Regions from separate parts of the Mus musculus genome. Here regions 2 and 3 are each linked to region 1. Evidence: chromatin loops called from intact Hi-C (ENCODE). Cell type or tissue: left cerebral cortex. All regions are shown on one strand. Links, peaks and the distances in the headings refer to the core of each region. The heading gives the core; the rest is flanking DNA.

Evidence for each region. Hi-C counts contacts between places; a loop is a spot of excess contacts. Peaks named below come from ENCODE experiments on the same cell type or tissue, not always from the same donor. Only the 100,000 strongest peaks of a DNase experiment are listed, where the experiment ranks them.
Region 2: it touches region 1 in a loop (3-fold over the local background); 5 of 42 quality-filtered maps call a loop at or near these places.
Region 3: it touches region 1 in a loop (2.7-fold over the local background); 3 of 42 quality-filtered maps call a loop at or near these places.

The regions. Positions count from the first base shown.
Region 1 is chr9:29,467,555-29,470,729 of GRCm38, reverse strand. It overlaps a transcript of Ntm not described here. Among named protein-coding and RNA genes, the nearest start is that of Ntm, 56 kb to the right of the region's middle. In left cerebral cortex, for the core only: no CTCF peak of the experiment used is centred there; a DNase peak (open chromatin) is centred at 1,504.
Region 2 is chr9:29,649,235-29,652,409 of GRCm38, reverse strand. It overlaps a transcript of Ntm not described here. Among named protein-coding and RNA genes, the nearest start is that of Gm15521, 18 kb to the right of the region's middle. In left cerebral cortex, for the core only: a CTCF peak has its summit at 1,568 (motif pointing right); a DNase peak (open chromatin) is centred at 1,574.
Region 3 is chr9:29,580,988-29,584,162 of GRCm38, reverse strand. It overlaps a transcript of Ntm not described here. Among named protein-coding and RNA genes, the nearest start is that of Gm15521, 50 kb to the left of the region's middle. In left cerebral cortex, for the core only: no CTCF peak of the experiment used is centred there; no DNase peak of the experiment used is centred there.

The DNA.
Region 1 (3,175 bases), core at 412-2,911:
CTCCATCTTAGCTTATCGTGCTCAATTTTTGCCACTCAAAAAATATTCACCCACCCCCTCAAAAGCATAGTGAACATCTTTGAAATATCACTTACAATATCATCTTTTAAGCCTCACAAAAATGATATGAGATTTTATAATTCAAAGAGATGTTAGAGAACATTTATTTCAACAGTCTGTAAATTTCCAATAAGAAGTTCCTAATCCCTGTGCCTTTATTTTCAAGAGAGTTTTTTTCAGGTTTATTTCCAGCTGAACAGCTAGTTTAGTTCTGACCTTTAAATAAAGGCAGATAGAGCTGCTGCTCTGCCGTTGACCAGCATTTCCTTGTAAATTGAACAAGTGTTGATTGAGTTATTGTGTCTCAATGGCTGTACTGGATGCCAGAAATTAAAAGACAAACAAAACCAGACTCCTCTCACTTGTCAACCTTATAATTGAGTGTAACACGTACCCAGTGCTCCAGTGTCATCTTGCTGAGTTTATACAAAACCATCAAAAATGTCAAAGAATGATTTTAATTTGATTCAACCCTCTTTATAGATACCCAAGTCTCTTATGCAAATGTCTGAGCCATGTAAAATATAAACAACCCATGTTAGGGGCCCTAAATTAGCCAGGGAACACTTACTTTAAAGGTATTTTACCTAATCTAATAGCCTATTACACATACAAAGACATTAAGGCCCACCAAGGAAGAGGGTTTATTTTTTTTAATAGGTTATGAACATTCCCATTTAAGCAGTAAAGAACTTGGAGCTAGAACCCACATATGGATTTCCAATTCTGTGGTTTCTGTTCCTTCTTGTCCTGTTTAAATTGCACTATAGCCTTTGATCCTTTTTATTTCTCATCTTTATATGTAATATTAAACTAGCTTAAAAAGTCCATTAGTATTGAACCTGTTTAACTTAGTTTAATCAATTTTCTTCCCATTGCAATTGAGCCACAATCCTCTCATTTTTGCAAAGAAGTTGTCAAGATCTTTTGGGACACAGGTTTTTCCAGAATATACTCTGAGCAATCAGAACAATGCAGGCCAAGGGGCTATAAGGAAACTCCAACTCCTTTCTTGACATTTAAATTCTTGCATTGTAGTTTCTGCCTAAAAACAAACAAACAAACACAAACAAAAAAAAAACAGGAAAAGAAAACAATAAAAAAAACTGCAAGTGTCAGTGTTTGTGTGTGTGTTTCATTGTTTGCAGTATTGCTTGTGTGATACATGTACTTGTTTTGCATGTGTGCACATGTGCATGTGTGCATATGCACATGGAGATTAGAGGTTGGCATTAGATATCCATGCCCAATTGCCTCCCACTTTTAATTTTTGAGACAGAATCTCTCACTAAACTTTAAGCTTATCAACTCTCCTAGGCTGGCTGGCCAATGAGTTTCAGGGACCCACCCACCTGTCTCTGCTACCATCTCTCCAACATTAGTGTCATCACTGTATGCCTTTGCACATGACTCTTATGTTAGTGCTGGGAGTCCCAGTTTAGATCTTCACATTCTGATCTCCCCAGGCTCTGCCGTCTGTCTTTATCTTTCCCTCTTCCTGACTCTACACCCCATGCTAAAGCTACTGAAATTAGTAATCTTTCTCCCTCCCAGGAAATGTCTGTCTCACTGTCCTGGACTGATATAGCTGTTCCATTCTGGTCACCCACCCGATTGCTGCCCATCTTTGGACCTTGGCATCCAGAGCTCTGCTATGGGTGCAGCTGGAAGGAAATGTTCTGCTACCATCTTTGCGGCACTTTCAGTCTGTAGCTCTCACTGGATCACCTTTTGTCATTGGTTATTTATGCATCACACATTTCCTTTCCTGCAGGTAGGAACCTTGTGTTGTTCTCTGTAACTCCTGTAGGGCAGGCAGTCAGTAAAACAGAGAAACTTAAACACCTCTCAGTGGTTTCTCCTTTGCCCTCCCCTGTATGTAATGACAATGACATCTCACATTTGTATATAATTTCTCTTCCCATTGCTGACACTTAATCTGTGTCTGTTTTGTCCTGTGTAGCCCACGTTATTGTCCCCTAGCATGCCTCCTTATTGTCTGATTCACCCACCTCCCATCATCCTCTCCCTTCCTGTCAAATGACCTTTTGAAAACAGATCCTCATTAAAGTCTTCTAGTGGCACCCCATCACCATAGAGATGGGAACCCCAACTCCTTCATGTAGCGTGAAAGACCCTTCATTGTCTTGCTCACGGCAGCTCTCATATCCCCCTTCCTTCTTTCTCTCTTCACCCCCTTTCCAGTCTGTGTTCTCTCACTGAACTTTTAGAGTTTCTAGAATGGAGGAGGCACTTTGTGTTTGTGTGTGTGCATTTGTGTTGCTCTTCTCTTCCCACTCAGACTTTTCTGCTTGATGCAGCTTTTCATTTCTCTTTGTTGGTCTTGCCTCTCCCAACTACTATGCTAATCTGATATTTCTGTTAACAGACCAAAAGGAACTCTCTCTCTCTCTCTTTTTCTCTCTCCCTCTCTCCCTTCCTCCTCCTCCTCTCCCCTTCCTTTCTACCACTTCCTCCCTCTCCCTTCCCCTCCTACCCCCTTTGTGTATAAGACACAACATTTTGCAATTTTTTGAGCTAAGTATCTGTCCCCACCCCACCCCTACTAGGCAAAAAGTACATAGAGATGCTATTTGAATCACCATTGTCTCTCTTACAAACTACAGAAAGAACCTTTGCATGGTGTTGTTTGTTGAACAAAAATGTCAATCTACAACTGGCCCCTCTCTATTGGACTAGGGAGGTTCCTTGAATACTGTGAGGCTAAAAGAGACAACATGATGCTGGGTAAATAAAGTACTGCAAAGGACCAGCAGCTGAAGCAGGTGCTGGAGAAGTGGAACCTCACAAGTTGGAAACCCTCTTGCTTGGTTTATTCCTTCTGGAGCAAGGATTGGGAGAGTTAAAGTATGGTCAGCACCTATAGAGCTTATTGTAGGTCAATAAATCCTCAATATTTGTAAAGTTGGCACATATGTAAACAGCTCCTTTGCTGCCATGTTTCCACCTGTATGTCTATCCATCTGTCCTGGGAGAGTGCTTCAAGTACTTAAAAACAGAAATTAAGGAAGCAGTTGAAAACTCTTCAGTATATAATTTTTGTAACTTGGTCTATTCTCTTCTCCAAAACTTAGAAATTCAGAGATCATAATAT
Region 2 (3,175 bases), core at 421-2,920, 180 kb before region 1:
TCTGGCTCCCAATAGTTTATCATAGCCAGGGAAAGGGCCAAGTAAGATGCTTCTTAGCCAGTAGTGGATGGGAACTTTGGGCCACAGAGACGCCCCAGGCCTTGCTTGTGTCTTATCAGGAATTCTTTGTCCCCTTTGTACACATACAAGAACCCAACCCCACTTGGGTACAACCTCAAGGCTGGCCTGGAGCTGTGAATGAAAATGGGGTCAATTTTAAAAAAGAACTCCTTTGATGTTTTCAAAGGTATGGAATCATTTCTATCCTCTTTGGAGAACCACTTAGCTGTGTGTTGGAGGTTGGGGAAGGTTCCAAGTGCCAGAGAAGCTAATTAGAGACAATTACAGCCCAGGTACACCTGCCCCTGTAGGACGGTAGGATGCAGAAACCAGCAGGCTGAGTGGTGGTTGGGTCAGAGGGTGTCGGAGGTGGAGCCAGGGCCAGAAGGCATTTTATAGCTCGAGAGGACAACCAGATGCTTGGCCAGTACGGACTCGGCCTGAGGAGGGTGTGTTCCTTCTGTGGGCATCTATTGGGACAGGCATTACCTCTGGCATTGCTTTAAACAATAATTTTCTTAGGTCAAAATTTCAAGAGGAGTGAAAATTGTAACTGGGTGAAACATGACGCCATGTGAATAAGGGTATGCCTGTGGTCAGATGCTAATCTTGGTGCATTGTTGATCCACTAGGAATACATATACAGATAGTGTGTGTAGGGGTGTGTGTGTTCTGCCTTCCTCAGGCCCCCTTCTTATTTATTCCAAGCGTTTTAATATAGCACCTTGCCCTCTTTCAACTTGGGTTTCTGGGAAGGGGACAAAGGCCAGCTCCATCCCCTTAGTGACCTTATGAGGGTTACACAGAGCCTAAGGTTTGCATCCTGCTGTGATTGTTAACTTTCAGCGTCTGGACTGAAAAGATGCTTGCTCTCAGGACCAGCACCCAGACAGCGACTGGCCTTTGTTACACATTCTCTGTAATCGAAATGTCCCTCTGTGCCTCTCTGCTTCCTGGGTGTGGCAGCATCCTGCACAGAGCCTGACTTGAATGAGTAAATGCTAACCAGCACTGGGATGAGTCTTGGGGCTGCATGGCTGTGGGTGAGAACTCAAAGATGAATAGGTAAGGAACTTTATTAAAGGTCGGGGCCACTGGAAGAGAGGGACCAAAGGCCACAGGGAAGACATGGCCTTCAGGCTGTGATATCTTGCCCTTTCCTTTGCCGCTGATTCATGGGTGGTCCTCAGGTCCCTGCACGTCCTCCATTCCCCTACAGATTTCCATGTGGTGCCAAATGCACTCTAGCAAAGCAATCAAGTGAACATATCTTTAAAAGAAAACTCATTTACTAAGCAGGCCTCTGGAGTACTTGATGGAATAGCCCTCCTCTGGATGGAAATAGTGGTGTAATGGCCTCCCCGGGGTTATTATTGCACTGACATTACAGCAGGCTAATAAACCCCAGAGGGGTGCGATGCATACTGCCAGGCGGTCTCACATCTGGATAAGGGAGTCTGCAGATGCAGGCCTCCAACCTTGCCTGCAGATCCTCAGATTTGTCACTAGAGGGCACCCTTACCCCCCTGTAGGGAAGACACTGCCTAGGATGAAAGCCCAACTCCTTAAAATGAAAATGAGGGTTCTCAGACAGACAGGCAGGCAGACAGGCAGGCAATCAGGGAAAGCAGCTTCCCTTTTCCTCTTGGTACCCGGGCTACATTTGTAAAATGATTTGCAAAGCAGAGTTGGACAGAGGGGCGCAGCTCAGATCACTAAGTCAGAAACCAGCATGTAGGTGATTCTTCTTAAAAGTCCTAGATCAATGCTTTCAGATCCCATCAGATGTGTCGTTTTCTCTGTTGGAGAAGTCTGAGAGTTGAGCTCTAAATTGGCGAAGGCAACACCGGTGGTCCTAGCACCTCTCTTCCACCGGTTTCTCTGGGGCTATGCTGCAGGGCTGTGTAGGAGTTCCATGCTCCTTGTCTTTCTGGAGTTTTCCCATAGTTTTCAGGAGGGCTCAGTTCATGCTGTGAAAGAAATGTGGGTGGGTGCAGGTGATACTTGTAGGGGGATATCAGCTTCTCCCTGGGTTTGGAGATCCAAGTTGTTTGTCTCCCTGTCAGACCAAATGGCTGCATTCTGAATTGAAACATGGCCGCCAGTGTCAAGGGGCAGTACTCGGATCTAAAGGACTGAGCAAAGATTTTCTTGGGACATCTAAACCACTGTCCTGTTCTGCAACATACACTTTTAGTTGGTTCACTATTTGAGTTTTAAAATGAATTTAGTTAGTTTTCGTTTTACACCAGCCTTGTCTTTGCTTAAAAACAAACCCTGGCCGATGAATTAGATGTTTGCTGAACCAAGTCCCCAGCAGAGGAAGGGAGGGCATACCAGTGAGGCTGTTCTACCCTGAACTATTTATGCTGCATTTGAGAAGTGAGCTTTCCTTTCTCATATGGATCTAGGTCATAGTGAAAGGTAGGAAATGAGTGGCCTCCATTACCAGGTGCAGACACAGGCGGCTGGGGACTTTGCACTGGCCCTGTGTAGTTTGAGCCCTGAGAAACACAGCCATCTCTAAAGTCTTGGATGGTTAAGGATCCCAGAGAAGGCACAGGGCGTTGGGAAATGGTGGACCCAGAATTTGTAGCCTTTCTAATTCTAGCACGGGACAGTTATTCTGTTAGCCTAAGTCTCGTGGTTTTTAATTCAAAGACCAGCTCAGCTCTTGGGAGAGACTTCTAAGATTTATCTCGTAGAATTCAATTTCCCTGCAAATGTTGCTTTTGCCCTTCATCCCCCTGAAGGCACACGTTCCCTGACAGATCTGAACACACTTGAGGTGACAGCCACCAGGAGGAGCAGGCCTCCAGAGGGATTGGTTGGCTAATGCCTCAGGCCAGGGGCATTTGGGCCTTGCCTTAGTTTTCTTCTCTTTTGCTAAGCCACAAGCTAAGGCTCCTTCACGGCTCTGCCTCCATGATGAAGCACCCCATTTGGAAAACATCTCTGTTTCTAGAGGCACCATGGGCATCTACTTCCAGGCTTCTCCCCATCATCTTATTACAGTGATGTTCTGCCTGCCACAGAGGTGAGAATGAGAGAGGGGCAACGTGGGAGAAATAGAAAAGTCATTAGACTTGCCAGCACCTTATGCTCTGGCTTTCCT
Region 3 (3,175 bases), core at 421-2,920, 110 kb before region 1:
CTACCTCCACATTTAATCTTGAGTTTCTGTTTTCCCTACTGTGAATCCAGGAAAGCCTGTGCTTTTCAGTGGCAGCAGTGGCCTCTAGTTAACACCTTCTCCTCATCACTGGAACCCAGGGGAGAAGCTGAGTGTTTGTCTGCCGTTGGGTCAACACCCTTTGCCCATCGGTGAGTGCCAGGCTACTGGAGCTGACCCTGAATGTTTCTGAAAGATGCAGAGCTTGATGTGCGAATTTAACTACAAGGCCCTGCAGCCCATCCCAAGAGGCCAGCATTTATTTCTCTTCCTTCTGGAGTCCCATCTGTCTGGACCACTTCCCAACTCACCACACCATCTCAGTTTCCATATCTTCCAATCACCCTTAAAGGCTGTGTTTTAAATGGTCTTTCAGAGAGCATATCTCTTGGTCTGTCTTATTCAAGTATTACCTATTTTCTTAGTGTGATTTATGTGTGGCCATGATAATGACTAAAATTTAAAAACTGACCACAAGCAAGTGATGGCAAGGGTCTCCTAGAATGCTCAAACTGGCATCAGAAATGTTAAACACTAGAGGCATTTTAAAGATCATGTGTTATTTTCTTCATAAAGTTCCTTGATAATTCATCACATTTATCTAAGACAGACAAAAATCATATGTCTACAAAAACACTTTCACACAAGTGTTGACAGCATCTTTATTTGTGTCGTCCAAATTTGGAAACAATCGATTACCACTGAGATATAAGTGGGTGGACAGATTGTGGTAAATGTAAATGACAGAACACAATCAAGTAATTAAAAGGGAGAAAGTACCGACACACACAACAGCAGGGATGGGTCTCAAATCCTCTTGTGTATGAGACCTTGAACACAGAGAAGGTTACAAACTCCAACGATTTTGCAATTTACATGAAAGCCTAGGAAAGACCAAACAGATTTGTAGGGACAGGAAACAGAAAGTGGTTGAGGTTGGCTATGGGGTTCCTTAGCAAAGGCAGCAAATTAACTCTTGGTGGCAGCAATAAGAAAGTTCTCTCTCCCGACTGGGTTGGTGCCCATATAGATGCACACACTCCTGAAATCCCCTCAAGCCATACTGCCAAAATTTTACGTTAACTGTTCATAAATTTATCTTGATGAAATTGGCTAAAAATGATTCAAGAGTATATGACAGGATGGTTTAACTTTAGGTTGGTGCAAAGATCTCAAATTTCACTCTTGGCCTAGGAGAAGATCCAGCTGCCCTCAGGTTGAGACTGACAATGACACTAAAAACAGAGCATTTCTTCTGATGGCATTTGCAGCTTCTCCCAGCCAAGTAAAGCCGGGGACAAAGATGGGCGACCCTGAGGGTTGCCAGCAAAAGAGAATACTGCTATATGACCAACTAAGTTGCAATTTCTGGTAAGTAGCAAGTTATGTGAGCATAAGTAGGCCCCATGCAATACCTGAGTTACTGTTATATTAAAACATTCAGGAACCTAAATTTTGGGCTTCAGTGGGCCTCCTGTGTTTTGATTTGCCAAGGCTGGTAACTTTTCTAGCATGCCTTCTTCTCTCCACAGTGTTTGAACTCTCATGTGGAAAGACACTTTGAACATGGTTCTCATGTATCATGCCAGTCACTCAGAGCAAGATTCCAGAGGGCAAACAACATAAGATCTTTAGCATCTCTTCAGAGTAAGGATTCCTGTCTGAGTTCAGGATTCGTGTGAGGGGATATAGGTTTGGCTACAGAACTTTCTTTGAGACATTTTCTTCTTACTATCAGCAGAGTCAGTTTCTCTTTTCCAAAGAAACAGTAAGACATAGTAACACTGGTAGTGGACAGGAAATAAGAGCAACAGGTTGTCAGTACTAGATCTCAGCCTAATGGGAGTCAGGGCTAGAGTTTTAGTTGTTACTGTTAATATCCATGTTCTTGCTGGCATGTGGAAAAGACACATGCTGTGATGGTGGTAAGACTGAAATGTCACTATCATGTCATGGTCACAGTCGGCTCATGCTTCCTTTGAGTGTGTTTGTTGGGAGGTATATATGTGGTATGTGCGTGTGTCACATATATGCAGTCATGCCTGACTTTATACATGTGTGTTAAAAAATGGAATTTGGGTTATTGTGATTGTAAGGCAAGTACTCTCCTGCCCTGAGCCATGCCTAGGCCTTGCTTGTGCTTTGTTGACAAAGGCATTCCAAGTGTAATGAGCGAGGAATAGGAACGGGTCTGGATAGAAGCTAGGGGTCTTTATTTATTATGGAGTTACTACACACTGAGATTACTTGATCTCAGGAAGAAGGGGAAAGACTGGGTATTCAGGAAGTACATTTACAGTTACTTCCTGCCCCCGAGCACAACACAGAAACACAGAAGCACTGTGTGAACGTCGTGGTCCGCGACCTCCTGGACATTATAAAGAAATGCTTCTTTGCTCGCTGTGGGAGGTCACTGACGCAAAAGAGGCTGAATTTTTAAAAGGTGACAACAATTTTATTATCCGTCAAACTCTGACCACGGATACAGCTGAGAGTCAGCAGAGAGTAAATACCAGCGTATCCCTGAGTGGCAGGTGCCTTCCGAGGGAGCAGGCTGTCGTCTTTGAGCAAGTTACTCCTGGTTCAATACTTTTCCACCACATCATTTTTTTTTCTTTCAATAGTTGAAGTGGATTCTCTAGAAATTGCTACATAGCCCTTATATTTGTAATTCTTCCTGGAAGTCCCAACAAGGTGGTTCTAGCTTCTGCCAGGAGGCCTGGCCTGTGGTACTGAATACATTGTTTCTTTCTTGCCACAACCCTCCCTGGTCTCTGTCAACCATCTTGCCATTTGGCTAACACCTTTGTGAAAAGATCCCAGGGTTAAATTAATGCATGGGAGACTGGTTTTGTGATCTCTGTCAACCATACCCCATCCCCCCTACCCCAGTGGTGTGTCTGGGAGTCTTCTCTTCCTCGGGGATTTTTGCCTATCACACCTTATCTAAACAGAATGGATTTATTAATTCTGACCTATGAAAGGACAATGTCAGGGCAAATCCGAGTGGAGAAGATGCTTGCCTCTTACTGTTCTGGAGTCCATTTTTAGGGCTGTATGAGATCTGTGTTCGGGGCCAGCTGGTGAGAACAGAATCAGAAGGTATCTGGCTCAACTTGGCAGGGGTGGGGTGGGGGAATAGAAGCGCTTTGTTGAG